Regions from separate parts of the Homo sapiens genome. Here region 1 is linked to region 2. Evidence: read pairs that join two places in POLR2A ChIA-PET (ENCODE). Cell type or tissue: PC-9. All regions are shown on one strand. Links, peaks and the distances in the headings refer to the core of each region. The heading gives the core; the rest is flanking DNA.

Evidence for each region. ChIA-PET counts read pairs that join two places held together with the same protein. Peaks named below come from ENCODE experiments on the same cell type or tissue, not always from the same donor. Only the 100,000 strongest peaks of a DNase experiment are listed, where the experiment ranks them.
Region 1: POLR2A ChIA-PET joins it to region 2 with 9 read pairs; 2 of 35 experiments call an interaction of 5 or more read pairs at or near these places.

What each region holds. Positions count from the first base shown.
Region 1 is chr11:65,819,112-65,833,427 of GRCh38, reverse strand. It overlaps LOC124902693, which reads left to right. Exons shown (of 7, transcript XM_047427980.1): 1 at 1-2,130; 2 at 6,819-7,152; 3 at 8,780-8,905. The coding sequence ends at 1,533. Among named protein-coding and RNA genes, the nearest start is that of SNX32, 7.7 kb to the left of the region's middle. RefSeq lists a silencer at 5,276-5,570. In PC-9, for the core only: no CTCF peak of the experiment used is centred there; no DNase peak of the experiment used is centred there; H3K27me3 peaks cover 3,401 bases.
Region 2 is chr11:65,283,953-65,301,120 of GRCh38, reverse strand. POLA2 (DNA polymerase alpha 2, accessory subunit) reads right to left here. Exons shown (of 18, transcript NM_002689.4): 11 at 13,281-13,405; 12 at 12,033-12,071; 13 at 11,249-11,322; 14 at 6,860-6,968; 15 at 6,469-6,575; 16 at 5,522-5,581; 17 at 5,131-5,257; 18 at 2,436-4,001. The coding sequence ends at 3,852. It overlaps LOC105369344 (a long non-coding RNA gene), which reads left to right. Exons shown (of 3, transcript XR_007062727.1): 3 at 5,497-7,348. Among named protein-coding and RNA genes, the nearest start is that of CDC42EP2, 22 kb to the left of the region's middle. In PC-9, for the core only: no CTCF peak of the experiment used is centred there; DNase peaks (open chromatin) are centred at 8,760, 9,250 and 10,240; H3K4me3 peaks cover 1,827 bases; H3K27ac peaks cover 3,574 bases.

The sequences.
Region 1 (14,316 bases), core at 1,488-9,487, 540 kb before region 2:
AGGGAGCGGCGGGGTAAGCAGCCTAGGAGGACTAGGGAGCTCCACAAGTCCCGCGGCCAGGGCGCCCCAAGCGAGGCCGGGGTCCGCGAACGGTCGCCACTGGAGCGGGGCTGCAAGGGGGTGCCGATGCTGCGAGAGAAAACCTGGGGACCTTGGAACGGGCTCATGGTAATTGGGAAGAGAGTGGAGCTCCTGACTAGAAACACTCGAAAGCCGAAGCTGGAGTCTGAGTACTGGAGACTGGAAGATGTGGAAAAGACGGTCTTGAAAGGGAAGTCAGGCCCGAGTCAGGAAAGGATGGATGTGAAGCTGCTATACCGTGGAGCAAGTGCATCACAAGCTTCAGCAGATTTGGGGAAAGACAGCCCAAGGGGTATTTGGGGAAAGCAAGAGGTCAAACACGAAATAAAGGCTAAATCTAAGAGTGCAGGGATGACAGCAGGGCCTATGAAGGGGTCTGGGTTTGAAGAGAGGTTGAGGTCTGCTGGGGAGAAGGTAGGGACCAGTGGAGAGGACTTGAGATCCAATGGATATAAACTGGGACAGGATGAGAAGGGGTTGAGGTCTAGTGTAGACAAGATGAGATCAAGTGTAGAGAAGCTGAGGTCTACTAGTGAGAAGCTGGTGTGCAGGGGAGAGAAGCAGGGGTCCAGTGGAGTGAAGCTGAGGTCCAGTGGCAGAAAGCTGAGATCAAGTGGAGAGAATTTGAGATCAAGTAGAGAGAAGCTGAGATGGAGTGGAGAGAAGCTGGGAACTAGTGGAGAGAAGCTGGGAACCAGTGATGAGAAGCTGAGGTTGAGTGGAGAGATGCTGAGATCAATCAGAGAGAAGCTGAGGTTGAGTGGAGAGAAGCTGGGAACCAGTGATGAGAAGCTGAGGTTGAGTGGAGAGAAGCTGAGGTTGAGTGGAGAGAAGCTGAGATCAAGCAGAGAGAAGCTGAGGTTGAGTGGAGAGAAGCTGGGAACCAGTGATGAGAAGCTGAGGTTGAGTGGAGAGAAGCTAAGATCAAGCAGAGAGAAGCTGAGGTTGAGTGGAGAGAAGCTAAGATCAAGCAGAGAGAAGCTGAGATTGAGTGGAGAGAAGCTGGGAACAAGTGATGAGAAGCTGAGGTTGAGTGGAGAGAAGCTGAGATCAAGCAGAGAGAAGCTGGGAACCAGTGGAGAGAAGCTGAGATCAAGCAGAGAGAAGCTGAGGTTGAGTGGAGAGAAGCTGGGGTCAAGTGCGGAGAAGCTGAGATCTAGTGAGGAGAAGTTAGGGACCAGCGGGGAGAAATTGGAGGGTTCAAGAATGGGGAGCATAAATGAGAAGAACATTGAAAAAGTGGTAGAAGTTACTGGCGATGAAAGAGTGATGGCATTTACTCATGATGAGATGGAAATTCCTTTTGAAAGTGTCAAAGGGAGTGAGGAACTACAAGGGACTGAGAAAGGAGTGGGAGTTGAGGGGGGCATCTTGAGTGAAGTGAAAGATATCACTGATGAATCTGTTTCTATGGAAAAAAAAGATATTATAGGTGAAGGTACCAGTGAATGAGGCAGATGAAGGATTGACACCAAAGAAGGAAAGAGGCAGACAGGAGAAGTACTGAAAGTCAGAGGAGAAATTAGAGCCAGACAGAACATTATTGACACTGAAGGGGTAAAGTTGAGAAAGGAAAGGAGAGAGTCTGAGCCTAAAATAAAAGAGAGTGGAAGTGAGGAAAAGAGCTTCTGGGGCTGAAGGCGGAGGCCAGGATCAAAGGAAGCAAAGAGGAGTCTCTGGTTCAGAGGGAAGTGGGAACATATGGAGGAGAAAGAGAAGACTTGGTAATGTGTTGACAGAGGACACTTGGATATTGGGAGAAAAGGTGTGACTGGGAGCTCATAGGGAAATGTTTGAGAAAAGGATGGAGGATGGGCTAGAAGGATTTAGTCTGACACTAAATGGGGTCTATGAGATGGAGAATTGCAGCAGGATAAAGGGTAGATTTTGAGAGTTGTGGAAGAAGGTGCAGACTGAAGTGGGCAAAATTTCTGAAAGAGGAGCCTGAAGAATGAAGGGCTCCCAAGTGACAAAAGCAAGAGAGGAGATAAGAAAGAAGTGAGAAAAAACATAAGAAGCCACGTGCCATAATGGTGATTGTGTTTGTTGGTATGTCCTTCATTATTTCCTTTTCTTTTCTTTTCTTTTCTTTCTTTCTTTCTTTCTTTTTCTTTTTTCTTTTTTTTTTTTGAGACAGTCTTGCTCTGTTGCCCAGGTTGGAGTGTGCAGTGGCGCAATCTCGGCTCACTGCAACCTCTGCCTCCCAGGCTCAAGCGATTCTCCTGTCTCAGCCTCCCAAGTAGCTGGGATTACAGACATGTGCCACCATGCCTGGCTAATTCCCTCACTATCTTCTAACTTCCAAGTATTGCTATTTATAAGTCTTTTTGTTCTTTTCTTTTAATTCTATAGATAGTGTTTTTTTCTATGTAAATTACCTGTTTGCTACCACTCCCTAACTCAACCTGTATCCTCACCCCATTTTCTCTGGCCTTACTAGAGGATGTTAGACCTTGAATTATAGCTGTTATCTTTTTTTCTCCTTTTGCCCGTCTCTTTTTATTGTATTCTCTGGGCAATTTCATTAACTTTAAAACAATTGATGTATAGTAGATGTACGTATTTTGGGGGTACCTGTAATATTTTGATACATTCATATAATGTGTAAAGATCAAATCAGGGCAATTGGGATATCCATCATCTTAAATATTTATCTTTTCTTTATGCCAGGAACATTCGAATCATTCTCTTCTAGTGATTTTGAAATGTACAATAGATTATTGTTAACTACAGTCACCCTACTGATCTATAGAACACTGGGTCCCATTTCTTCCATCTAACTGTACATTTCTACTCATTAACATGTCTTTATTTCCTCCACCCTTCCTGGCCTCCAGTAACCACCAATCTCATCTCTATTTTCATGAGATCCACTTTCAACTTTATTAACTGTATCTTTCTTTCTTATTGAAATTTTACATTTTAACTCTCTTGTTCATTGATTGCTTTTTTTTTTTTTTTTGAGATGGAGTCTGGAGTCTTGCTCTGTCACCCAGGCTGGAGTGTAATGGCGTGATCTTGGCTCACTGCAACCTCCGCCTCCCCGGTTCAAGCAATTCTCCTGACTTAGCCTCCTGTGCTCACTGCATGAGCTGGGATTACAGGAATGCATCACCACACCCGGCTAATTTTTTGTATTTTTAGTAGAAACGGGGTTCCACCATGTTGGTCAGGCTGGTTTTGAACTCCTGACCTCAGGTGATCCACCCATCTTGGCCTCCCAAAGTGCTGGGATTACAGGCGTGAGCCACCGAGCCCGGCCGTGCTTCTTTTTTTATATATAGTATTTCTGTTCTTGTTTCATGAGTCTGTTCTCTTAGCTCTCCAAGGATTTTTCCAGTTTTTAAGTTTTCTTCTGCTTTTCTTATTGTTTCCCCTGAGTTCCCCTCCCCTGCTTCCCCCCGCTCCATTTTTTTTGTGTGTGTATTGTTGGAAGTTTTCCTCAAATGTTTGATCTTCGGCTGTCCATATTTAAGAATGAGGCATTAAGCAGAGGCAATTGGAAGCACAATTTGGGGCTTGTTGATCTATGGGCTTCACTCTGTGGCGACTGAAGCAAGCAGGATATTTTACTGGGTACACCCAAATATCAGAATCTGTAAATCTCACTGAAGGGACCGTCTGGTTTCTACAGAGAATTCTCCAATCTGTCTGGGGGATATCTGCATGGCCCCTGCTATAGAGGTTACAGCAGCAGGGTCAGGGGAGACGGTTGTGGAGCCACCGCTTGGTACATATGTTTTTACCCAGTCCCTTGTTTTCAGCTCAGTGCTCACTCCACCTTCAGCTGTGCCTGGTGTCCCTGAGTTGGTGCTTCTCAGATTCAGTTTCCCCAAAGAGTAAACCCTCTGCTGTGCTATGGGAGTTGGTGCCCAGCTAAAAAAGGTTGGGGAGGGGATTTGTAAGCTTAACTGCTTTATATACAGACTCCTAAATAATTTCTCTGTTCTCAGCTCTATGCCTTTTTCCTTCCATCTGAGCTATCTGGTCCCTCCATGTCCTGAACTTTTTTGGGGATAAGTAGAGTGAACTGTTAACTTTTCGTTTCTATTATCTTTAAGCACTTAAGTGCCAGCTGCCTCCACTCTGCCAAGTTGGTTACCACTCCATCTCCAAACTTTTTTTTTTTTTGTCATTGTTGTTGTTTTTGAAATAGGGTCTCACTCTGTCACTCAGGCTGGAGTGCAGTGGCATGATCATGGCTCACTGCAGCCTCAACCTTCTAGGCTGAAGCAATCTCCTCAGCCTCCCAAGTAGCTGGGACTACAGGTGTACACCACCACAAGAGACTAGTTTTTTTTTTTTTTTAAGTAGAGATGAGGTCTCTCTATGTTGCCCAGGCAGGTCTTGAACTTCTGGGCTCAAGCGATCCTCCTGCCTCTACCCGAAAGTGCTGAGATTACCGACATGAGCCACTGCACCCCGCCAACTTTTCCCATCTTAAAAAACAAAAACAAAAAACTTCTCTGTACCCTACATTTCCCTCTAGTACTGTCCCATTTTTCTTGCTCCTTAAGGTAGGCACAAAAGTGGTCCGCCAAAGATATATTCACTTCCTAATCCCAGGAACCTGTGAATATTACCTTAATATGGCAAAAGATGTAATTAAGTTAAAGATCTTGAGAGAAGGGCCCACTTTAGAGGTGGGTCGTAAATGCCATTACAAGTGTCCTTGTAAGAGAGAGGAAGAGAAGGAGAACAGACACACAGAGAGGAGGAGGCAGTGTGATCTCCCAGGCACAGGCTGGAGTTATGCAGCTACGAGTCAAGGAGTGCCGATGGTCGCCTGAAGTTGGAAGAGGCACAGAATGGATTCTTCCCCAGAGTCTCTGTAGAGAGTGTGGCCTCCGCCAACACCTTGGTTTTAGCATCTGACCTCTAGAGCTGTGAGAGAATAAACCTCTATTGTTTTAAGCCATCAGTTGCTGGTAATTATTATTATTTTTTTTGAGACAGAGTCTCACACTGTTGCCCAGGCTGGAGTGCAGTGGCGCGATCTCGGCTCACTGCAAGCTCCACCTTCTGGGTTCATGCCATTCTCCTGCCTCAGCCTCCCCAGTAGCTGGGACTACAGGCGCCCGCCACCATCCCCGGCTAATTTTTATATTTATTAGTAGAGACGAGGTTTCTCCATGTTGGCCAGGCTGGTCTCGAACTCCTGACCTTGTGATGTGCCCGCCTCAGCCTCCCAAAGTGCTGGGATTACAGGCATGAGCCACCACGCCCAGCCGTAGTTCGTTCATCTGTCTGCTATAGTTCCTGTAGTTCTGTAGTTCCAGTTCCTGGAAGTTGAGGCTAGAGGCCCTGGCTTCTCTTTCTCCATCACGTTCATCACCTTCTGACTCAGAACTTTCCTACTGTAGCTGTTTACATCTATCTGTCCTCACTAGGATGTAAATGAGCTCTATGAGGGCAGCAATATGTGTCAGTCTGGTTACCCTCTCTAGTCCAGTGTGTAACCAGCCCATAGTAGCACTCAGCATGTGTCTGCAGAATAAATCAACCCATCATATTCAGTGACTTCATCAGTCTCAGTACTATTTAATATCTATTGAGAAATTGCTATAATAATTTACCCTGTTTCTTAGAATGTCACATTTTTTGAAACCTCAAAAGCCTGAAACTGTCTTTGTTCCATACTTGTACTTGAGGTTTTTCTGGATATAGAGTTTCCCTCAGCAGCCTGAAGATGTGCGCCTTTGTTTTCTTCCTTTCTGCATGGCCATTGAGAGTCCAGATCTATTTCTAAGCTGAGCCAGTTGCACAACCAGGCGTTCTGTGTATGAGATCTGTTTGCTTCTCCCCAGCTCCGCTATTTCTCCTTCTTTATTGGGCAGAAGCTGATAGCTTGCTCTTTCATTTTCTAGGAACTCTGATCCCATTGTTAGACAATAAAGTGGAGATATTAATAGGGAGTGGGCAGAGTTGTAAAGATAAGCTATAGATGGCTCAAGCCTCATGGTAGGATCTTCTTGACAAATGATTATAATAGCTAACATTTACTGAATTCTTGTAATAATCAGGGTAATTTAATCAGCACCATGCTAAGCACTTTACATGTTCTCTATAATTTAGTCCAATAGCTCTTTGAGATAGGAACTATTACTCTATCGACTCTACCCAGTAGACACTGCCAGAGCCAGGCACAGAGTCCAGGCAGCCTGACTCCAGAGCTGAGCTGGAAACCGCTCTGTCTGCTGAATGGCCTCCTCTATTCCTACCAGACAAGCCCTGAACCTTGGCTTCCTCACCTGCCAAAGCAAGGCCTGGGATCCTGAATGGGGGTAGGGAATGAGGCTGTGCAGCAACCCCTCCATTCATTCGGCGCATACTTACTGGATGAGCGCTTCAGTGGCAAGTATTTAAGAATATAAATGTTGGTGGGGTGCGGTAGCTCACACCTGTACTCTCAGCACTTTGGGAGGCCGAGGCGGGCGGATCACCTGAGGTCAAGAGTTTAAGACCAGCCTGGCCAACATGGTGAAACCCCGTCTCTACTAAAAATACAAAAATTAGCCAGATGTGGTGGCTCACGCCTGTAATCCCAGCTACTTGGGAGGCTGAGGCACAAGAATCACTTGAATCCTGGAGGTGGAGGTTGCAGTGAGCTGAGATCGCGCCACTGCACTCCAACCTTAGTGACAGAGTGAGACTCTGTCTCCAAAAATAATAATAATAATTGTGTGTGTATATATATATAAATGTCAAAAAACAATGACGTTTATTTTCTTTCCTAGATCTCTGCCATCCCGAGATCATCACTCCTAGCCTCCTCTGGAAACTCTCTGAGAGTTGGGGAATTGTCTCTTTTATAAGAGGCCTACACAGGCACGAGGTCATACTTGGGCAGTTTTCGGCTTTGTGAAAATCTCTCAGATTGCACCGCACAGTATACAACTGATGAACCAGACAACCACAATCGTTCTTTGGATTGCATTTTCTCCTGAGATATCAGACGCATTTCACCAGGGCCACAGAAAGAAAAATGAAGACCAAGATACCGTGACAAATGCCAACTACCTCATAAGTGCAGATATTTTCAGTTATCTAGGTAGCTAGAGCTTTGCATAGGTAATACCCTTTTCTACTAAAATTAACCAAAACACACACATTCCAGGGCTCCTGAGTGATTTTTATATATATATATATATATATATATATATATATGTATATTTAAGTATATATACATATATGTATGTATAATTATATGTATATGTATACATTTATATATGTATATAACATATATATATTTTAAATATATATATATCGTGTGTGTGTGTGTGTGTGTGTGTGTGTGTGTGTGTGTGTGTGTGTGTATATATATATATATATATATATATATATATATATATATATATATATATATATATATATAAAACAGAGATGGGGGTCTCACTATGTTGCCCAAGCTGGTCTCAAACTCCTGGGCTCAAGCCTAGATGATTTTTTTTTTTTTTTTGTGAGACGGAGTCTCGCTCTGCCACCCAGGCTGGAGTGCAGTGGCACAATCTCGGCTCACTGCAAGCTCCTCCTCCCGGGTTCACGCCATTCTCCTGCCTCAGCCTCCCAAGTAGCTGGGACTACAGGCGCCCACCACCATGCCTAGCTAATTTTTTGTATTTTTCATTAGAGATGGGGTTTCACTGTGTTAGCCAGAATGGTCTCGATCTCCTGACCTTGTGATCCGCCTGCCTTGGCCTCCCAAAGTGTTGGGATTACAGGCGTGAGCCACCACGCCCGGCCAAGCATGGACGATTTTTAAAATTTTTATAATTTTATTCTTTGTATAGTCCCAGCCTTGTTTCTTGTAACAGAATGTGTTAAAGTAACATTAACTTTTGGTTGGGTGCCGTGGCTCATGCCTGTAATCCTAGCACTTTGGGAGGCTGAGGCGGGCAGATCACTGGAGGTCAGGCATTTGAGAACAGCCTGGCCAACATGGTGAAACTCCATCTCTACTGAAAATACAAAAATTAGCCAGATGTGGTGGTGCGCACCTGTAATCCCAGCTACTAAGGAGGCTGAGGCAGGAGAATTGATAGAGCTCGGGAGGTGGAGGTTGCAGTGAGGAGAGATCATGCCACTGCACTCCAGCCTGGGTGACAGAGGGAGACTCCATCTCAAACAAAAAACAAAACAAAACAAAACAAACAAAAAAACAAGTAACATTAACTTTTGGTTAAAATGCATTCTTGGTTGGTCCAATTAATTCATTCAGCAAACAGTGAGCACTTATCGTGTGCCCTCTGGGAATGCAAAAAATGTGTAAAACCGGGCTCTTGGCCTTGGCCTTTTTTTTTTTTCTTTTTGAGACAGGGTCTCACTCTGTCACCCAGGCTGGAATGTAGTGGCACAATCTCGGCTTATTGCAGCCTCCACCTCCCAGGTTCAAGCAATTCTCCTGCCTCTGCCTCCCAGGTAGCTGGGATTACAGGCATGTGCCACCACACCTGGCTAATTCTTGTATTTTTAGTGGAGACAGGGTTTCACCACGTTGGCCAGGCTCGTCTCAAACTGCTGACCTCAGGTGATCCACCTGAGCCTTGGCCTCCCAAAGTGTTGAGATTACAGGCGTAAGCCACCATGCCCAGCCCAGAGCAGAGAGAATCTTAAAGAAACTAGCAGGATATGAGCCTAGGGCCAGACTGGGGAGGGAGCCTCAAAGGCAGGATTAAGGAATTGCGACTCTGTTCTGTAGGTGACAGGGAAGATGATGCCATCAGATCTGTGCTTCACATAGAGAAGTCCGGCTTCGAGATGGAGTCACCGGAGCATGGTGTGCGGGCACTCAGTAAAGTGGAGATGTGATTACTAGATCATTATGGTAAGTAGTTCAGGCCTGGCAAGGTGGCTCAAGCCTGAAATGCCAACACTTTGAGAGGCCGAGGCAGGAGGATTGCTTGAGTCCAAGAGTTCCAGACTGGCCTGAGCAACAGAGTGAGACCCCATCTCTACAAAAACAAACAAAATTAGCTGGGCATGGTGGCATATGCCAATAGTTGAAGCTACTCAGGAGGCTGAGGTGGGAGGATCACTTGAGCCTGGGAGATTGAGGCTGTAGTGAGCCTTGATCGCACACCACTGCACTCCAGCCTGGGTGACAGAGCAAGACCCTATCTCAAACACACACACACACACACACACACACACACTCTTACACACACACACACAAAATAAATAAATAGTTCAGGGTAGAGAGGATGAGGTTATGAATTACAGCGGAGAGAGGAGGAATAAAAACAAGACTTGAGAGAGTATTAAAAGTCCCATTTAACAGAATTGGCTGATTAATGTGAATGGATGGTGAGGAATGAGGCGCCAGGCGCATGGATAGCAGTAGCTGACGTGAAATGCTTACTCTGCATTAGGCGTGTTACACACATTATCTCACTTAATCCCACAACCGCAATTGTATTACTATCCACATTTTATAGGTGGCATTGAAGCCCGTCAGAGTGGTCAATCGAAACGACATAGCTAGTATGTGTTGGTAGTAAGTGGTGGTGTGAGGAGGTTTTGGACCTATGTGGTAGCTCTACCAGCTGGCTGGGTCTTCAGTGCCATGTGATTGGGAGGTGAAGCGACCACCCTAGTCAGCAGTGAATGAATGGCGGATTCGGGCCAGAAGCCTGCTGGAACCATCTTCTGCTCCGGAGAGCTCACAGTTAGGTGGCTCTGATGCCACATCGGCCATAGATGTGTTATGTTTGCCCCAAAGAATATTTTAAGACCATGTTTAGAATTAATTGGTACCTTTTTAAAATGCAGAGATTCACATTAAAGAGTGAGTTTCTGGCTTTTCTTGGAAAATGAGAAGATCTGGCCACACTGGGCCCATATAGGAACTGGAGTTGCCTCTCTCTGTTTCCTTCAGCTGGGGCCTGTGCCCCCCTGTTGGCCAGGCCCCACTGGCCTGCCTGGGGTCCCTGCCACCTCCGCAGGCACCTGGGTCTGCCTTTCTGCTGTTCTGTCACGAGGTGTGCCACTCAGCTTGGCTTTGAAGCCAGGCTGTGTTTGTGCATTGAATGCACGCCAAGCCCAGGCCTCCACTGATGGCTAAATACCTTTTCTGAATTGTAGGCAATATAAGATAAAAACGTGCTGCGGGAAGTGAGAAAAACTACATGCCCCCCCATGCTGAGTGCCCACAGGAGGCGCACGGGTAGTGCAGGAAAAAGGCAAATGGCCATAGTTCCTGAAACCAGCATAAATTAAAACAAAATACAAATCATACCCTGGCAAATGGCAAGTAACAGCCTATTGCCAGTATGCGAATCACGTTGTGATTTTTTAAAATTTGTTTTGTAATAAATAATTTGTTTGAATTTTGAGCTGCGTACTTTGGACATATGATAAGGAAGCTGTGGGGGAAGATTGTGTGTGTGTGTGTGTGTGTGTGCACACGCGCGCACCTGTGCATGTTTATGGGGGTGTGGACCACAGTTTACAAAGCTTGGAGTTTTCTATAGAAATTCAGTTTCAGAGTCTGGGTGCAGTGGCTCACACCTATAATCCCAGCACTTTAGGACACCGAGGTGTGCAGATTGCTCGAGTCCAGGAGTTTGAGAGCAGCCTAGGTAAATGGCAAAACCGCGTCTCTGCAAAATATACAAAAATTAGAGGGTCCTGGTGAACCACGCCTGTAGTCCCAGCTACTCGGGAAGCTGGTGTGGGAGGATCACTTGAGCCCGGGAGGTGGAGGTTGCAGTGAGCCGAGATTGTGCTACTATGCTCCAGCCTGGGTGACAGAGCGAGACCATGAAAAAAAAAAAAAGGAAAAAAGGAAGGAAGGAAGAAAGGAAGGAAAGAAGGAAAGAAACAAACTTCACTTTCAGAACATTTTTTCAAGACCAGCCTGGCCAACATGGTGAAACCCCATCTCTATTAAAAATACAAAACTTAGCCAGGCATGGTGGCGGGTGCCTGTAATTCCAGCTACTTAGGAGGCCAAGGCAGGAGAATCACTTGAACCCAGGAAGCGGAGGTTGCAGTGAGCCAAGATTGCACCTTTGTGCTCCAGCCTGGGTGACAAGAGTGAAATTCGGTCTCAAAAAAAAAAAGAACATTTTAATAAACTTTTATGATTAAAGGGTGAAAACATGTTTCTGTACCATAACGTTCAAATGTGAGGTCCACACTGGCAAACAGGTATTTATCTGTATTAAATATTATGTTCCATTTAAAGTATAACAATAATTCTCCGTGCCCATGGTCAGGTTGGGCAAATGACCACATTTCATGCTTGTGTGAGTTTTTGTTTGCAATCTGTATACTGCCCTTAGAGATACAGGTTCAAACAGGTGCAGGAAGCAGAGCTGCCAGCAAAGTGCAGGAGTCGACTCTTTTTCTTTTCTTTTCTTGCTTTTTTTTTTTTTTTTTTTTTAGCCAGAGTCTCGCTCTGTCACCCAGGCTGGAATGCAGTGGCTTGATCTCAGCTCACTGCAACCTCCACCTCCCGGGTTCAAGCAATTCTCCTGCCTCAGCCTCCCAAGTAGCTGGGAATACAGGTGTCTGCCACCATGCCCGGCTAATTTTTGTATTTTTAGTAGAGATGGGGTTTCACCATGTTGTCCAGGCTTGTCTCAAACTCCTGACCTCAGGTGATCCACCTGCCTTGGCCTCCCAAAGTGCTGGGGTTACAGGTGTGAGCCACTGCGCTCGGCCTCTAGACTCTTAATCTATGTTCTTTGAGTTACACCTGACAACTTTCCATCACACCTGGCTGCCTGGCTCAGGAACTGGAGGAAGGCGGCCAGTGCTGGCCAGGAATTTCTCAGAGGCCACTGGACAGTATTATGGAGTGGCCCCTGCCCCTCAGAGGCTCACTGTCCATAGCACAGGGGTCATCCATCCTGTCAGACCATGCTGACCCCACTCACGAGAGGCTAGCCCTGCAAGTTCTCCCCTGGGAACAGGAAGTAATCGTGCGAGGTTTACATGGCAGATCAGCTTGGTCTCGGGAGCTATTTCTACACAAATCACGTGGGGCTCAGAAGGCCATGCTCTGCTGCTCCCTGGACTCTGGCCCCTGTCCTGCGTGTCCTCCTTCCTCTGGTCCTCAGAGACTCCCCGTTCCCTGCCATATGCACACTTAGGGTGGGACCGGGATGTGCACTGTAGCCAGTTCTGTTCTTGTTTGTGTTGCTCAGAATCCATTGTTTCTTACTGATGCAGATCAGTGCCTAATACTAGGTGTCCAGCACCATGCTGGGAGCCAGGGATACAACAGACAGGTGCCTCCCTGGGGGATAAGTGGAGCACACGCAGGTAATAATCAGTGAACTGGGTAGCGCTTTGTTACAGGCCTCTCACAACTGGTATTTTATCTCCATCATATTGTAATTTTGTTTTTGTGGTGTGACCTAAAAAGCCTTGGATCCTCAAAAGATCTGGCCAAGTTCATGGTAAAGTTATTATTCCTTTAACAAATGCATTCATTTAACAATATTTATTAAGCACCTATTATTTGTCAGGTACCATTCCAGATGTCAGGATTATAACAGAGAACAAAACTGACAAATAGCACTGTTCTCTTGGTGCTTACATTGTTGTGGAAGGAGACAAAAAGAAATAATGTCAATATAATATGTCCTAAGAATTTTAAAGAAAAACTCAAGCAGGGTAAGGGAGAGAGAATGACGATGGGGAGGAGGGCCGCTCTTTGAGGAAGGCCCTTCTGGTGACCCTTGAAGCAGAGCCCAGCAAGAGGGGAGGGGGAAGCTGTGGTTTGGAGGAAGTCTTTTCATAGCGGGGAGCCTCAAGGGCAGAGCCCCCGAGGGGGAGTGTGCCCTACCTGTTGGAAGGAAGCCACTGATCTGCAATCCTGTTTTCCTCGTCTGCAAATTAATGGGCTTGTTGGGAGGGACAAATGAAATCATTTATATGAAAACATTTATGTCAACTGTAGAACACTCTATAAAAGTTATTCTCTTTATGTTGACTTCATCAAGTATTTGCAGTGTCTAAAGCAGGAATGATCATAATGATTATATTACAATTCTGCCCTTTCATTTTTTTTATTGAGGTGAAATGCATATAACATATAATTAATCATTTTATAGCCTACAATTCAGTGGCATTTGGTGCATTCACAATGTTGTGCAACCACCACCGCTTTCTATTTAAAAACCTTTTTCATCATCCCCACCTTTTCTTTCTTTTCTTTTTAAAATAGAGATGGTGTCTCCCTACATTGCCCAAGCTGGATTAGAACACCTGGGCTCAAGTGATCCTCCAACCTCAGTCTCCTGAGTAGCTGGGATTATAGGCACTCACCACTGTGCCTGGCCTTTCATTTTTATTTTATTTTATTTTATTAATTATTATTATTATTTAGAGACAGGATCTCACTCTGTTGCTCAGGCTGGAATGCGGTGGTGTGATCATGGTTCCCTGCGGCTTCCACCTGCTGGGCTCAAGCAATCCTCCCACCTCAGCCTCCCAAATAGCTGAAACTATAGACATACGCCACAGTGCCTGGCTAATTTTTGTATTTTTTGCAGAGCCGTGGTTTCATCTTGTTGCCCAGGCTGGTCTTGAACTCCTGGGCCTAAGTGATCCTCCTACCTTGGCTTCCTCCAGTGCTGGTATTACAGGCGTGAGTCACTGTGCCTGGCCTTTTTTATTTTTATTTTTTGACACAGAGTCTCACTCTGTCACCAGGTAGGACAGTGGTGCAATCTCGGCTCACTGCAACCTCTGCCTCCCAGGGTTAAGAGAGTCTTATGCCTCAGTCTCCTCAGTAGCTGGGATTACAGGTGCACACCACCACGCCCAGTTAATTTTTTTCTATTTTTAGTAGAGACAGGGTTTTACCATGTTGGCCCCACTGGTCTGGAACTCCTGGCCTCAAGTGATTCACCTACCTCGGCCTCCCAAAGTGCTAGGATTACAGGAATGAGCCACTGCACCCGGCCTTTGGCCTCATTTTAATTTTTATTTATTTATTTATTTATTTATTTATTTATTTATTTATTTATATTTATATTTTTATTTTTTTTGAGACGGAGTCTCGCTCTGTAGCCCAGGCTGGAGTCCAGGGGCGCGATCTCGGCTCACTGCAAGCTCCGCCTCCCAGGTTCACACCATTCTCCTGCAGTCAGCCTCCCGAGTAGCTGGGACTACAGGCGCCCGCCACCACGCCCGGCTAATTTTTTTTGTATTTTTAGTAGAGACGGGGTTTCACCATGTTAGCCAGGATGGTCTCGATCTCCTGACCTCGTGATCCGCCCGCCT
Region 2 (17,168 bases), core at 5,393-13,392:
CTCCCCATTCCTAGGAACATACCCAAGAGAACTGAAAACAGGTGTTCACACAAAGCTTGCACACAAGCGTCCACTATTCATAATAGTCCACAAGGGGAAAAACCCGACAGTGGATGCACTGATAAAATACCGTATAGCCATACAGTGGGATCTTAGCCATAAAAAAGAATGGCGGACTGATACATGCTGCTGCAGGGACAAACCTTGAAAACATCATGCTAAGTGAAACAAACCTGACAGGCCGGGTGCAGTGGCTTACGCCTGTAATCCCAACACTCTGGGAAGCCGAGGTGGGCGGATCACTTGAGGTCAGTGGTTCGAGACCAGCCTGGGCAACATGGTGAAACCCTGTCTCTACTAAAAATACAAAAATCAGTTGGCACGGTGGCGGGTGCCTGTAATCCCAGCTACACAGGAGGCTGAGGCAGGAGAATCGTTTGAACCCGGAAGGTGGAGGTTGCAGTGAGCAGAGATCGTGCCACTGCACTCCAGCCTGAGTGACAGAGTGAGACTCTGTCTCAGAAACAAACAAAAAAACAAACAAACAAAACCTGACAGAAAAGAGCATGGGCCAGGCACGGTGTCTCATGCCTGTAATCCCAACACTTTGGGAGGCCGAGGCGAGTGGATCACCTGAGGTCAGGAGTTCTAGACACACCTGTAATCTCAGCTACTCAGGAGGCTGAACCCTGAGGTCAGGAGTTTGAGACCAGCCTGGCCAATATGGCAAAACCCTGTCTTTACTAAAAATATAAAAATCAGCCAGGTGTGGTGGCAGGCACCTGTAATCCCAGCTACTCAGGAGGCTGAGGCAGGATAATCCATCGAACCCGGGAGGCAGAGGTTGCAGTGAGCCGAGATTGCGCTACTGCACTCCAGCCTGGGTGACAAGAGCAAAACTCTGTCTCAAAAAAAAAGAGGATGTATTGTATGATTCCATTTATACAAAATGCCCAAAATAGGCAAATCTACAGAAAAGAAATTAGATTAATGATTGCCAGGGGATGGGATTAGACTGCTAATGGGTGCAGGGTTTCCTTTGGGGTGATGAAAATACTCTGGAATTAGATGGTGGCGAGGCCTGCACAACACCATGAACATACTAAAAACCACTGAATCATACACTTTAAAATGGGCATGGTGGCTCACGCCTGTAATCCCAGCACTCTAGGATGCTGAGGCGGGTGGATCACTTGAGGTCAGGAGTTTGAGACCAGTCTGGCCAAGATGGCGAAACCCCGTCTCTACTGAAAATACAAAAATTAGCTGGGCGTGGTGGCAGGCGCCTGTAATCTCAGCTACTCGGGAGGTTGAGGCAGGAGAATCGCTTGAACCTGGGAGGTGGAGGTTGCAGTGAGCCGAGATCGCGCCACTGCACTCCAGCCCGGACGACAGAGTGAGACTCTGTCGGGGTGGGGTTGGTGGAGTGAGAAATCAGCGCAGATGGCTACTCCCAGCAGTAGTGAAGCAGCAAGGCCAGGTTGAGCTGGGCCGGGTGCCCTGAGGTCAAAGGAAAGGAAACCCCAAGCCCCAGTGGCTGCAGAAGGCAGAGCTGGATGGAGGATCCGCGCCATGGCCCTGCCGGCCCCCAACCTTGGGTGCCCCTCGAGGCCCTAATTCCCTCGCTGCATTCTTGGCACCCACTTGGGTTCCCAGGAACAGCAACTAGGAGTGGCTTCTGTTCCCTCAGCAGCTCTCCCTCTCCCTCTCAGAGACTGGAACCCTAAAGGGAAGCCACGAGGCGGGTAAGGGAGGGCGGCTCCTTCTGCCAGGGCAGAGGCAGGGCAAGGGCATGGGCATGGGAGGCAAATCCTGGCAAGAGCTCGGGACTATTTCTTCAGGACCGTCTAGTTGGTGTCTCAAGGGCAGGGGCCATGACCAGATCAGGGAGAGGCCACCAAAGGGGGCTGAGGCAGACGGGCCTGACCTCCTGGGCACCCTCCCACCCTCCGTCACTGACACGCCCCCAGAGCCTGCTTGAGAATACCTGGGATGACAGATGCCTGGGGAAACTGGTGACACAGCTGAAGTGGGGTCTAGGGACGGTCAGCCAGCAGTCACTTGGCACCTTCCTGACAAGAGCAAAAAGGAACTGTCTGGTGGCAGAGGCACGCCTGCCAGACCTGTCTGCTCTGGTGTTAGCATCCCGCTTTCTCTTTGTCTGACTCTTAAATGCCTGCTCCGGCCCTCCCGGCCCTCCCAGATCATTTCCAACAGTCACACGACTGGTATCCAGGCAACCATTGCCTGGGCTCCCAAAATTCCACATCCGGAGGCTGACAAGTCATGGTGCCCCCGTGGAACACAGCTGGCTGCTTCATGTGTGGAGGAGCTGGGGGAGAACGGAAAAATCCACTCCCCACGCAGGGATGAGTTTCTAATTCTTGGCCTCAGAGGAGGTGCCTATAAAACTAATGAAATAAAACAGCTGCTCCTTGTGTTTAAAGGAAGACCTTTTACTGTACCCTGGTCAGGTCTGGGGCTCGATTCCATTTCACCGTCAGAAAGGTGAGAGGCAAAAGTTGGCCACTGTTAGGTCATCTATTTATCTCGGAGTCAAGGCATAGACACCAGCAGCTTGCTGCCCCCTTGCCCACTTCCCTGCCCTGACAGCTGGGGTTTGCCGGTCTTGGCTCTGGCATGTGAGGCAGGACAGCCTGCCAGCTTAGGGCAGGAAGCCACTCCACGTCTGGCCAGTGACAGCTTTTCCCCAGATGCCAGGACATAGGGGCATGGGACGTGCTGTGAACCCTGGAAGGCCTGACCCTGTCTGAGTGTTCTGGGCTGCAGGCAAGCCCTGGCTACTGCGCGACTTGGCAAAGCAGCTGCCACCAGGACTCCAGCTTTGGAACAGCCCAGCGAGGCGGCCCCCTCCAGATGGAGAGGTCAGGCTGGGACCACAGCATGCATGTGAGGAACTGCGCAGGGAGGCCCAGGCATGCAGCCAGTTGCTTGCTCTGCAGCCCAGCTCTAGGGCCCACCCAGTGCACCTCTGCAGCATAGAGGTCACTGGGGCCTTTGGGGGATGAGGAGTGGGGCTGAGAGTTACCCACTGGACAGGACTGGGGCTGGATAGAAACCCAGTGTGACTGACACTCTGCCTTCTCTGGACATAGGTCAAATAGGCAACATTCTTTGTCTACTACCAGGATAAAGAAAATAGAAGAAAGGGGCCGGGCGCGGTGGCTCACGCCTGTAATCCCAGCACTTTGGGAGGCTGAGGCGGACAGATCACAAGGTCAGGAGATCGAGACCATCCTGGCTAACATGGTGAAACCCCATCTCCACTAAAAATACAAAAAATTAGCCAGGCGTGGTGGTGGGTGCCTGTAGTCCCAGCTACTCAGGAGGCTGAGGCAGGAGAATGGCATGAACCCGGGCGGCAGAGCTTGCAGTGAGCCGAGATCTCACCACTGCACTCCAGCCTGGGCGACAGATCGAGACTCCGTCTAAAAACAAAATAAATAAATAAAAGAAAATAGAAGAAAGGTCAAACTCAGAAGTCACACTCAGAATTTAATTTCTCCAAAAGTTGTTTCTGTGTTTGATTCATGTAGAAAATCACAAAGCCTTCTCGCCTTTTCTGAGTGGGCGGGATCCACAGCTGGCTTACTTCTGGACACGGAGCATGGACTGAGAAGCAAGAGCTTCCTTCCAGGAGAGGCACCACTCAGAGGCAGGCCCGGCTGCACAAGTCCTCCCTGCTGGGCCTGGTCACTGCAGCTGCCCCTCCCTGGCTGGCTCCTCTCTCCTTTCCCACCCAACTGTTCACCTTGTCACAGGGCTATGTCTTGGCTCTTGGCTAAGACTTTAAGGGCCCACACAGCAGAGAACAGCAGAGGACAGAAGCCTCAGATCCTGACGACCTGCACAGCAATGCATGGGCTCTGCCTCTCTGCCCCGTCCGCTGCCGGCCTCCTAAGGTAGAGTCGGGCGAAGGTGCCTCCCACCTGCCCTTTGGTAAGGCGCCCAGGGTTCACACAGACACAGCCGAGGACATCCTGGGGAGGAGAGGAGAGGTGACAGGTTTGGAGAGCCTCAACTAACTGGGAACCAATGTGAAAAAGAAGTGCCATCACATGGCTGGACCCCAAAGAGGGTTTTAGAAAATGGAAACGAAGGCAACCAAATCACCAGACACATTTTCAGTCACTTTTTTTTTTTTTTTTTTTGAGATGGAGTCTCGCTCTGTTGCCCAGGCTGGAGTGCAGTGGTGAGATCTCAGCTCACTGCAGCCTCGACCTCCCGGGTTCCAGCGATTCTCCTGCCTCAGGCTCCCAGGTAGCTTGGATTACAGGCACCCACACCACCATGCCTGGCTAATTTTTGTATTTTTAGTAGAGATGGGGTTTTACCATGTTGGCCAGGCTGGTCTCAGACTCCTGACCTCAGGTGATCCACCCACCTCGGCCTCCCAAAGTGCTGGGATTACAATTGTCAACCACTGCGCCCGGCCTCAGTCACATATGTTAACTTGTCACTAGAAAGCTTTGAATTCCTTTTAAGTCTTTCAAACAGAAGAATGAGGTGACTTGGCAGAATGACAATCAGCTCCTAAACTTGGAGACAAACCTGATCTAGCTGTTTACTGCTTTCTCATGTGAAAAACTTTTTTTTAACCTCTTGAGATTGAACTAACTCTTGTTTGGCAAGAGGGGGACTGGTCTAGGCAGATTCCTTGTAAGGGACCTAACTCCAAGGCAGGCAGGGCTAAAGGGTGGCAGAGATCAAAATGACCCAATAGCTTCTTCAAGGTATTCCCAGCTGAGCCCACTTGGAGGTCATATCAGAATTTGGGAGGCAGAGGACAGGCAAGTGTACATATGAAATCTTCCCCAGGTCACCTCTATGTGGCCTGGTGAAAGCCCTCATTTGAGGGCCTTCCTAGTCATCTGGGCTCTCGTTCTCTTGGGGAGGGAGGAGAGGACACTGTTTACTCAAGCATTTTACTGACAGAGTTGTTTGTTTTCTGGTCCCACCACCTCCCCAAAGAAACAAGGCCACAGGGCAGGGTGCTAGAGGCCCCATCCCCATCAGCTGACCCATGAGGGGTGAGTGCCGGGTGGTCTAGAAGGGAAAGTCAAAGACTGGGTTCTGGTGTTTCTGGGAAAAAGCAGAGTTCAAACCTACCTTCACGAAGTACCTCAGCTCTGACGGGATGATGAGGACATCTGGGGTGACAGGCAGCTGTGCGTAAACATAGAACGACTCATAGTCAATGGCCATGTCTTCTTGGGGCGGGTAGAGTGGGTAGTAGCTACAGAGACAGAGAGAAATTGTCAGCACTAGCTGACCGGGGGGCCCCCTTCTCAGACAGAGTCCCCCTAGGTACTGGCTTTCGTGCTGCTGGCATCCACAGACCGACTTTTTCTCTGTGTGTGTGGGGCAGAATGCAGGCTTGTCATCACAGGGTAAAGTTCCCTGCTGGTAGCCTGGTGAAGGCTCTTACAGTCATGCTTGTCATAGCTCCATGACCCCAAGGCACTCTCTCCACAGTCAGGGGTCCCAGCGGCAAGCTCACCTCCTCTGGGTCAAGATGTGCTTGAGTATTCGGCTGAATCTGTCTGAAGTTCCGGAAGAACTGGGAAAGAAAAGAAAGCATGAAAACAGAACTCTGTTTTTCAGCCCATTTCTCTTCAGGGAGGACTGGAGAATTTAATAAACCAGAGAGAAGGTAAATGGCCAAGGCACAGCAACAAGAGGAGGATGCCTCTGGGGAAGTTTAAAGACCCACCCACAAGGAGCTCAGTCTGTCCCCACATGAGGAGGGACGCAGGACACCAGGTTGAGAAGGGAAAGCACAGGAATCCCTCATAATCAAGATCAAGGAAGGCCATTAGCCAGCACCGTACTGTGCAAGAGGATGCAAAGTTGGCACCATCATGAGGCGGGTGTGTAGCCAGGCTGACCTGAATCTCAAACCTCAGCCAAGGAGCCGCACCCGTCTCGCTTCACACGCGAGTCGCTTCACATGCCCCTTCCCATCAAGGATGACGGCAGAACGGAGCTGCCCAACTTCAACTCAACAAATTTGTCAGGGCCTGATTCTCTGCAGAGCTGGATGTTGTACTGGTAGTGAAGAAAATCCTTCAGAGAAAATTCCCAGTTTATCCTCCACAAACAGGATGTCCACATTTGTTTTCAGGTCACAAATTTGGGAAATGAAAAAAAAGGGGAGCAGAAAAGAAAATGTAGATGAATTTTGATGCCTTTAAGTGCAAAGACAGAATGGACGTGGTTCTTTGGGGTCTCAAACGCAGTTTAGAGAGGTGGTAACAGAAACTAATGCATCCAACCCCTCCCCTTGGGTACAGAGAAACTCAGATGGCTAGAGGGTCTGGCACAGCTTGCTGCTTTCAGCTCTCTCTGGTCAAGACCGTTAAGCAGCCCCTTGATTTTCTTGGCTGCAGAAAGGGCTGGGACCAGAAAGCCAGTCATCCTGCTTGGGGCCTGGAACACACTTCTTACCTACTGATCTCCTCGGCCCCCAGGTGGAAAAGCAGATCTGTGGATGTCAAGCCGAAGATCACTCCGTTTATGGAGAGGCTGCAGGGCTCGGACACAAACTGTACTTGCTAAAATGAGAACGGATTGAAACAAACATTTGTATGCCAAAGCTAGAAACATCTTCCCATGAAAGTGGGGGTTGTCTGAGGGCTGGGGAGACCACGGAAAGGGGGACCAAACCAACATACATCAAGCTTTTGGACACATTTGCCTGTTTAAAAAAAGGAGTTTAAGATTCAGGCTGTACGCACACCCTAAAGAGGCCTCTCCACCCTCCCCTTCAGGGCCAGAGCTAGTGGCAGAGGCATGCTGGATTCTGGCTGCCTGCTGGTCAAGGAGTGGGTGCTGCTACCTTTTTGTCCTCTCGAGACAGATCGGAGTAGCTGAAAGGCGGCTGGGGGTACACAGGCTCATGGTGCACATCTCTCAATGACGGGACAAAGACAAGGTGGGAGCCGGAGCTAGTATGGCAAAAGAACAAACAGAAGAGTGAGAAAAGTGAGTGCAGTTGAGTTAGAACAGCTGCGCAACAGGTGGGATGCCTCAGGCTGGAGGCAGAGCCCACCCCGAGGGAGGCAGCTCAGAACTGCACTCTGTTATGAACAGAGACGCTGTTTCCCATGGGACACTGGGAGTAAAGGACAGTTTGTTCTACTTCACACCCATCCATCTGGACAGGCTCCGATTGCCTGGGACACTTTCTTGTTGCTCTGTGTGGCTTTCTACTGAGAGGATGGAGACTATTTTTTGGCAGAAAAAGGGGCAAAGAAATGGAGATCTAGAAAGTCTAGAAAGACAAGGATGTGAATAAAGAATCACAGCCTCAGAGCCAGAGTTTAAACCACAGCTTGGACTCATTACACCTTCTAAGCAGGTGTAGCCTGCAGGCAGTAAACAGTGTCCCTGCCACACCTTGGTAGGGTGCATGGAGCTGGGGCATTTTTCCTAGGGAGAAGGCAGGCATACTAAAAAGACCCTGAGACTGCTTTTTTTTTTTTTTTTTTTGAGACAGAGCCTCACTCTGTCGCCCAGGCCGGAGTGCAGTGGCATGATGTGGGCTCACTGCAACCTCATCTCCTGGGTTCAAGTGATACTTGTGTCTCAGCCTCCCGAGTAGCTACAACTACAGGTGCACACCACCACACCCACCTAATTTTTGTATTTTTAGTACAGATAGGGTTTCACCATGTTGGCCAAGCTGGTCTCAAACTCCTGGCCTCAAGTGATCCACCGACCTTGGCCTCCCAAAGTGTTGGGATTACATGTGTGAGCCACCACACCTGGCCTGGCTTCGTATTTAGAAGATCCAGCTGAAACCCTCTGACTGACTGAACACTGGGCCATAATTACTGGACAACCGAGACACAGACATTTCCAGTGGGAGGCAGAAAAGCCCAAGCGGCCTCTCCCTGAGCCATCGCATCCCTCCCCTCTCACACATGGAAATAATGCCCTGAGTTTCTATTTCTCAGCAGGTTGTCATGCAAAAATGAAAGAAATATTTAACAGCAACAGTAAAAGCACAGATGACAGCAGATGTTTCCTTTGATGGAGCAGGAGAATCTCTAGGGTTACAACATACAAGTGAAGAAGAAAGTTGTAACTCTGGGGGCCAACTATTTATTTTTCCCAGCCACACAAAAGAGGAAGAAAGCCCCGTTTCCTTGGTTCCCTTAAGATGACCTTGGCAGAGGGGCCGTTTATAAATCAAATAGGCATAAGGTATTACTTTGCGGGCATGTTTAAAATCCACCAATAGCTCTCACTTCCATCTCTGTCTCTTGCTTAAAACATGTGGACTTCTCAGGCATACATACACTTTCACATGTGATAAAGGTGCTGGTGACAGCTGTCACCCTTATCACTGTTTGTGGTGTCCTCTCAGAGTGTGAACTGAGATGTCTATAACAGAAAATCAGAATCCTGAGACCAAAGGTGTTTGCATATTCATTATTGTCCCTTTGACACTGAGAAGCTCACTAGGGTGATCCAGTCCACCATTTGGGTGCCAGGGTCTGGTAAACAGGCCACAGGGTAACTTGAATGGGACAATCTGTGCTCCACATCTCAAGGGCTTGACATCTGTGATAAACACAAAGGACTGAGGTGCAGCTGGCTGCTCTCAAGGGACAAAATTGCCCTGTTTCAGTGTAGGCTTTGGAAGGGCAATAGTTAAGGAGGAAATAGCCTTCCTGCTCATGGTTAGAAAGCGCCTATAGAAGGAGGGATCAGAAAAACATCCCAACTATGCTCAGCATTGCACAACCTCGTACGTCACAGCGGGAGGGTCCTCCAGCTGCTCCCGCAAACAGGACGAGAACCGCGGGCTCTGCTCGCTTTCTCTGAGGTGCTTTCTCACTGGCTCTTTTTCTTTTTCTGAGATGGAGTCTTGCTGTGTCGCCCAGGCTGGAGTGCAGTGGTGCGATCTCGGCTCATTGCAACCTCTACCTCCTGGGTTCAAGCAATTCTGCCTCAGCCTCCCGAGTAGCTGAGACTACAAGCACCCACCACCACATCTGGCTAATTTTTGTATTTTTAGTAGAGATGGGGTTTCGCCGTGTTGGCCAGGTTGGTCTTGAATTCCTGACCTCAAGTGATCTGCCCGCCTCAGTCTCCTAAAGTGCTGGGATTATAGGCGTGAGCCCCGTGCTTAGCCTGGCTCTGACTTTTACTAATGATGACTCAGCTTAATGCTCTGCATTTCTGACCTCTCAGGAATACAAAGAAATTCTCTGCCCAAGAACTGTTTATATACTGTTTCTAGAAGGGTGGGGCAGCTCCCCCTGCCCTGTGGCACACACTGGCCATAGATGAAAGTGCCTGGTGGTGCTGGGCTCTCATCCCCAGTGTGACAATGCCTCATCTGTGCTTTATTTCTATCACTGCTGTCAATACCACACGGGGTAAGGAACCAAAAACAGAACCCGACCTCAAACTGAAAGCACCCAGCCAGTGTTAGGGCACTACAACACAGTCCCTGCCTATCCCCAAGGGCTGACAAAAGAACACAGCCCTGCTCCTGTGTTTTGGGGGTCTATCTCCTGAGGAGTTCCAACCACTCTCCAGGCCTGATGAACTTGACCAGGATCACAGCAAATCTGGGGAAGAGGGAAGGCACCTGCATCACCTTCATCTGAGGGAGGCAGGGGAGGAAAGGGCAGAACCAGACATGGTTGTCACTGGCACAACCCAAGTCTCTGATTCTGGGGTGAGTTGGGGGATGTTCTTTATTCCAGCTGTGACATCTACCATCCTGGCCCACACTGCTGGTACAAGAAGGTAATGTTACAACTTATTGATTCTGGGATCAGTTCTCATGGCTAAAAGGCGGAAGGTTAGACATCTTATTTTAAAAACCACCTTTGTGACAGACTCGTTTTTAAATGCTTAGCCTCAGGAATATTTGTATTTTATTAGCTCAGCTACAAGCATGCAGATCTTGTGAGGAGATCTACCACCTATACCAACTTCTTTCAAACCCTGGCACTGGGGAAAAGGGACAGGAATGGAGGATGTCAGATTTCTGAATAACTTTCCACTTCCGGCTTTAGCCTCTTCCTGGAACAGTGACTTTCCTCTCAAATGAGAACTGCACAGCTCTCTCATCACTGCTGTAACCTCTCACAGTTCCTTCCGTTTGGTCTATGGCAAGGATTCAAGGCCCCACCCTCACTGAGAGTTTCTATCACCACCAGCTGTAGCCACTGGCAGCTTCCCACGCACCCTGGGGAAGCACTGACTTGGGAGGAACTTGGGCTTACCCAATACAATCACTTACACAACAAGATGTTTGGGGTCTCACAGGATTTCACTGCGTAAGTCATCAAACACTTCTCAAAACCATCCTGGGAAGATTCCCGTGGAATATTAGTTTATACAAAAGGGAGTGAGAAAAGGAACTAAGTATAGAAGAGAAAGAGCAACCAAAGAGTGAGAGCCGATGCAGCCTTGTCAAGTATGTTTATCTTTGTGTTTTACAGAGATGCCTCTTAACTTGCACTTGAAGTTCAAGGGTTCTAGCTGATCTCGGTAGTTCAAAAGGAAGGAAAGAATAGGAACTGCCATGATTTTTTTTTGGAAAAGGAGTTTTGTTCTTGTTGCCCAGGCTGGAGTGCAATGGTGTGGTCTCGGCTCACTGCAACATCTGCCTCCTGGGTTCAAGAGATTCTCCTGCCTCAGCCTCCGCAGTAGTTGGGATTACAGGCATGTGCCACCACGCCCAGCTAATTTTGTAATTTTAGTAGAGATAGGGTTTCACCATATTGATCAGGCTGGTCTTGAACTCCTGACCTCAGGTGATCCGCCTGCTTTGGCCTCCCAAAGTGCGTGAGCCACCACGCCCAGCTTTTTTTTTTTTTTTTTTTTGAGATGGAGTTGCGCTCTTTTTGCCTAGGCTGGAGTGCAACGGCACGATCTTGGCTCACTGCAACCTCTGCCTCCCAGGTTCAAGTGATTCTCCTGCCTCAGCCTCCCAAGTAGCTGGGATTACAGGTGCCCACCGCCACGCCTGGCTAATTCTGTATTTTTAGTACAGACAGAGTTTTACCATATTGGCCAGGCTGGTCTCAAACTCCTGACCTCAGGTGATGTGCCCGCCTCGGCCTCCCAAAGTGCTGGGATTACAGGTGTGATCCACTGAGCCTGGCCCTGCCACGACTTTTAAGCAGTTTCAGTTTCTTAATGGGAAGCTCTGGAGAAACCTAAGAAGCTTAAGGTTCTGTCCAGTATTTTGAAATCTGACCTTCTTGTGCCTTCAATAATTGTTCGTAGACACTGCTTGAAAATGTCTTCAAATGGACTTGTCAGTAGACAATTCTGCAAGAAAGGAAAGGAGACAGATTTAGACGGCAGATGTTTGGTGTTTATTCACTTGTTTAACATTGTTAGGTGACCCATAGAAGTCAGCTGTTGGGCTAGGAGCTGAAGGAGACGCAAAGATGAAAAAGACATGGTCTTTGTCTTAAGGAGCTAAGTCTAGTCGAAGGGAGGAGAAGAGATGTGGGAATTAACCCTCTTGAATGCAATCTGAGAGAGACTAAAAGAAAGAGTACTTTGAAATATTTTCCATGGAAGGTAAAGTATCGTGAGACGAAGGATTGGAGGTCCCAGACCTCAGCCATGGAGATGTCCCAGGAAGGACCATTCGTGTTTTATGCAAAGGACAGCAAGATGAGTTATAAGCTTGGGGTATTGGCCAGGACAGGTTCTTTCACAGGGCAGCCCATGACTGCCAGACACCTGCATTTGTGCTAGTGCTCTTGTGCCTTAGCAGCAGGCATCACAAACAAAGGAACATTAGGACTTATATGTCCCTCCCCCAGCTTCCAGACAGCCTTGTATTCTGGTGAAAGGAGGCCCTTGGATTCCAGATCTTTATTAATAAAGTGCTCTGCTAAAATGATTTTCTGATTAGCCACAGGACTTAATGTGTTTGTTACAGATGTGGGATAAACACTAAAAAATGAAAAGTGAGAGCCTGACTGGATTCAAGTACCCAGGACCCCTTCCCACCCCAGCCCACTCACCTCCACCTGTTCATGCTTAGCATCCAGGAAAGGGCCAAACTGCAAGGGGAGAAACAAAGACACCAAAAGAACAAATCAGAATCACTTGTGTCTGTGAATGACTTCAGATACCTCCTCTGGCAGTTCTCTGTGGAGGGCTCATCTGTCCCTCCAAGGCTGCCTGTAGAGCCTGGGGACAGTTAGCAGATGGGCTGGCGGGGCGCCAAGCCAATTTCACAGGCAGAAACACGTTTGCCCCAGATGGAGGGAGGCTCCCAGAGCCCCATAACCACTATAACACTGGGCTCACATCTGTAATCCTAGCACTTTGGGAAGCTGAGGTGGGCAGATTGCCTGAGCCCAGGAGTTCAAGACTAGCCTGGGCAATATGGTGAAACCCTCTCTCTACAAAAAAATACAAAAATTAGTTGGGCATGGTGGCGTGTGCCTGTAGTCCAAGCTATTCGGAAGACTCAGGGAGGATAGGGGAGGCTCACTTGAGCCCAGGAGGTGGAGGCTATAGTGAGCCGAGATCGCACCACAGCACTCCAGCCTAGGTGACAGAGTGAAACTCTGTCCCAAAAAAAAAAAAAAAAACAAAAAACAAACGAACAATAAAAATGCACACTGGGTTTTCTGACTTTCTAAATCTAGCAAGGTAAATTGATCACCATACTAATAATAGTATTTTGAGCTTTAAAAAGAGATTAGTTCAGAAGTTGGAGTAATGAGAAAGAAGTAAGAATACTGTAAAATCAACGAAGGGTGGAAAAAAAAAGTTGGGCTTTTATTTTTATTTTTTGAGATGGAGTCTGACTCTGTTGCCCAGGCTGGAGGGCAGTGGTGCAATCTCAGCTCACTGCAACCTCTGCTTCCCAGGTTCAAGCAATTCTCCTGCCTTAGCCTCCCAAGTAGCTGGGATTACAGGTGCCTGCCACCATGCCCAGCTAATTTTTTTGTATTTTTAGTAGAGATGGGGTTTCACCATGTTGGCCAGGCTGGCTTAGAACTCCTGCCCTCAAGTGATCCACACATCTCGGCCTCCCAAAGTGTTAGGATTACAGGCGTGAGCCACTGCGCCCGGCCAAAGTTGGGCTTTTAAATCTAGCAAAGGCCCATAGATATATATACCTCTCCAAAGATGTAGATTAAGAATGAAAAGATATTTTCTAAAAGGAGGAGGGACTGACATGCTTCCTAAAAATTTAGAACTTCATTAAAGCCATTTTCCAAGGCTGACTCCTCAGCTTTCCCACTGGTGCCTCTTACCAGGATGCAGACATCTGGCCGGTCATGGTTGATGACAGCAATCAGGTCAAGCAGGGGGTCATACGTGATGCTGTCAGATGTGGTGTATGGTCCACAGGCAACCAGGACCATGCTTTGCTCAAAGTCTAAGACAGAGGTTATAGGTCTTGATTAGAAGAGGACTAGTATTAGAATGGTGGGAGGAGAAAGGACAATGATGGGAAATGCCACAGGATTTAACTCATTGAGTCCTTTATGTGTGAAACTCTGGGGACCCAAGGTAAGGAAGACCTCATGTCCACCCTCCAAGAACACTCCACTAGGTGATAGAGACAGAGACAGGCAGGTACACGAATACCTAGAACATGCAGTAGAAACTTTATGAGCTGTGCACATGAAAGATTCGAGGAAAGTGGCAGTCAGGAAAGAATTTACCAAGGTGGAATTTGCTAACACGTTTGAGAATTTTTGGGGATCAAGGGCAAGGCAGGGTACAGGATAGCACTGAGACCTGAGTGTGCTCAGTGTTAGGAAATGTCTGGTCGTCCAGTGTGGCTGGAGAATGTGGGGTACTGAAGAGCCCAGAAAGACAGGCCGGGGAATGGGAGACTGGAACGGGAGACTCCAGGGTGATGGGGTGCAGGGGCCACCCATCACGCTTTGCCTTTTTCCTAACAGCAGCTGCTTTCCTTTTGGAGAATCAGCCCATCCCTCCACAAGGCAGTCTACATGGGGCTGTAAATTGGGTGCTCTGTCTTCCTCTAGCCAAGGGCAGGCACATGACCCAGAATGGCACAAGGCCATTCACACTCTCCTCCCAGGGTCTGCAATCTTGAGGTGAACGATCCAAGGAGAGAAAAAAGATTAGAGCTAACCTATTCCAGCTGAGGTGCCCAGATGAGACAGCTGGGGAATTCCTGCTACCTGGATGCTAGAGTTCCTGGGCTCTCATCTTGGTTCCAAGCCTCGGTTTCTAGCCACGTGTCCAGTCTGTGAGCTACCTGGATCTCCCCTAATAAATTCCTGCTTTCTTGTTAGTCTGAGCCAGTTTCTGTGGCTTACAACAACAAAATCCAAAGATCCCTGGCTTCTTAACATGCTGTTGTGTTAGTTTCCTATTGTTGCTATAACAAGTTATCACAAACTTAGTGCCTTAAAACAACACGAATTTGGCCAGGTGTGGTGGCTCAACGCCTGTAATTCCAGCACTTTGAGAGGCTAAGGCGGGAGGATCCCTTGAGCTCAGGAGGTCGAGACCAGCCTAGGCAACATAATGAAACCCTGTTTCTACAAAAAATACAAAAATTAGCTGGGCAGAGTGGTGCGTACCTCCTGAGCCTATAGTTCTAGTTACTTGAAGTGGGAGGATTGCTTGAGCCTGGGAGGTTGAGGCTGCAGTGAGCTGTGATCATGCCCACTGCACTCCAGTGAGACTGTCTCAAAAAAAAAGAAAAAAAAAAGCCCACGAATTTATTATATTACAGTTCCAGGGGTCAAAAATCCTAAACTGAAGGTGTGGGCAGGGCTGAGTTCCTCCTGTCTGGAGGTTCTAGAGAAGAATCCATTTCCTTGCCTTTTCCAGCTTTCAGAGGCCACCTGCATTCCCTGGTTCATGGCCCCACCTGCAGCGGCAAAGCCAGAAGCCTAAGATTTCTCTATTTTGAAATAAAATTTTTCTTTAGGCTTCCTCAAATCACAGCAGCCTAACATTTCTAAGCTCTGACTCTGATTCTCTTGCCATTCCTCTTATAAGGACCCTTGTGATTATAGTGGACCCACCTGGATAATCCAGGCTAATCCCCCATCTCAACAGCCTTAACTTAATCACACGGGCAAAGTCTCCTTTACCACAAATGGTAAAATATTCACAGGTTCCAGGGATTCCTGGGGCTGTGATTCAGTCTATCATGGTAATAATACCATGAACTGACAGAGCATTCAAGGTGAAGAGCAGGTTTCATGTGGTGGTGGGGTAGGGGACAAAGTTAAGTTTGGCTCTGAGAAGCCTACAGGAGATGTGAGCCCCAGTGTAAGCAGTGAGTCTCTGGAGGGCGAGGGCCATGTCTTATTCTGTATCTCCATGAGTGCCTCATTTAATTCCTTGTACAAAAGTTCATTAACAACCTGTTAAACTGTTTCCAAAGGCTTCTCTGGTACACAGCTCAGGCTCCTGGTATCTCAGCCAGGTTGATTTCATTACCTGAAGTTGACCTAATACCAGCATGCCACCCTTGCCCCCTATAAATTTGTATTTTCTTTTTTTTCTTTTTCTTTTTTTTTTTTTTTTGAGATAGGATCTCACTCTCACTCCTAGGCTGGAGTGCAGTAGTGGTATGATCATGGCTCATGGCAGCCTTGAACTCCTGGACTCAGGAGAGTGATCCTCCCACCTTAGCCTTCCAGGTTGCTGGGACTATAGGCACATGCCACCATGCCCACACCCAGCTAATTTTTTTTTTTGAGACAGAGTCTAGCTCTGTCGCCAGGCTGGAGTTCATTGGCGATCTCGGCTCACTGCAACTTCTACCTCCCAGGTTCAAGCGATTCTCCTGCCTCAGCCTCCTGAGTAACTGGGATTATAGGCACACGCTGCCAAGCCAAGCTAATTTTTGTATTTTTTAGTGGAGATGGGGTTTCAGCTTGTTGGCCAGAATGGTCTCTATCTCCTGACCGTGTGATCCGCCCACCTCGGCCTCCCAAAGTGCTGGGATTACAGGGGTGAACCACTGCGCCTGGCCTAATTTTTGTACTTTTTGTAGAGATGAGGTTTCACCATGTTGCCCAGGCTGCTCTCAAACTCCTGTGGTCAAGCAATCCTCCTGCGCCAGCATGAGCCACCACGCCCGGCCAAACTTGTGTTTTCTGATAAAATGTGCAATATCACAAGGTCCTAAATTTCACTCCTGATTCTAGGTCATCTCCAAGAATGGCTCTGGCCACTGTTACATGCATGGGGTGTTGACAACATGCTAGTATCAGTGATCTGGTTGCTAATCCTTAACAGTGCTCCACTGTGCTTACAAAAATGCCTTGAGGGTTGGGTGTGGTGACTCATGCCTGTAATCCCAGCATTTTGGGAGGCCGAGGCGGGCAGATCACCTGAGGTTGGGAGTTTGAGACCAGCCTGACCAACATGGAGAAACCCCATCTCTACTAAAAATACAAAAATTAGCCAGGCATTACAGGTGCATGCCTGTAATCCCAGCTACTTGGGAGGCTAAGGCAGGAGAATCGCTTGAACCCGGGAGGTGGAGGTTGCGGTGAGCCGAGATGGCGCCTTGCACTACAACCTGGGCAACGAGTGAAACTCTGTCTAAAAAAAAAAAAAAGAAAAAAAAAACAATGCCTTGAAATACAGAAATACATACATATATTTTTTTGAGACAGGGTCTCACTCTGACACCCAGGCTGGAGTGCAATGGCACAATCATGGCTCACTGCAGCCTTGACTTCCTGGGCTCAAGCAATCCTCCTACTTCAGCCTCGCAAGTAGTGGGGACTATACAGGTGTGCACAACCACACCAAGCTGATTTTTTTTGTTTTTATTTTTTGTAGAGATGCAGACCCACTATGTGCCGGGAGGCTAAACTTAAACTGGGCTCAAGCAATTCTCTCACCTTGGCCTCCCAAAGTGCTGGGTTACAGAAGTCAGCCATCACACCTGGCCACCTTGAAATAAATAAATTCTATCTATCTATCTATCTATCTATCTATCTATCTATCTATCTATCTAGTGTCTTACTCTTTCACCCATGCTGAAGTGCAGTGGCATGATCACGGCTTACTGTAGCCTTGACTTCCCAGGCTCAAGTGATCCCCGCACCTCAGCCTCCTGAGCAGCTGGGACCACAGGCACATGCCACCATGCCGAGCTAATTTTTTTTTTTTTTTTGTAGAGACAGGTTTTC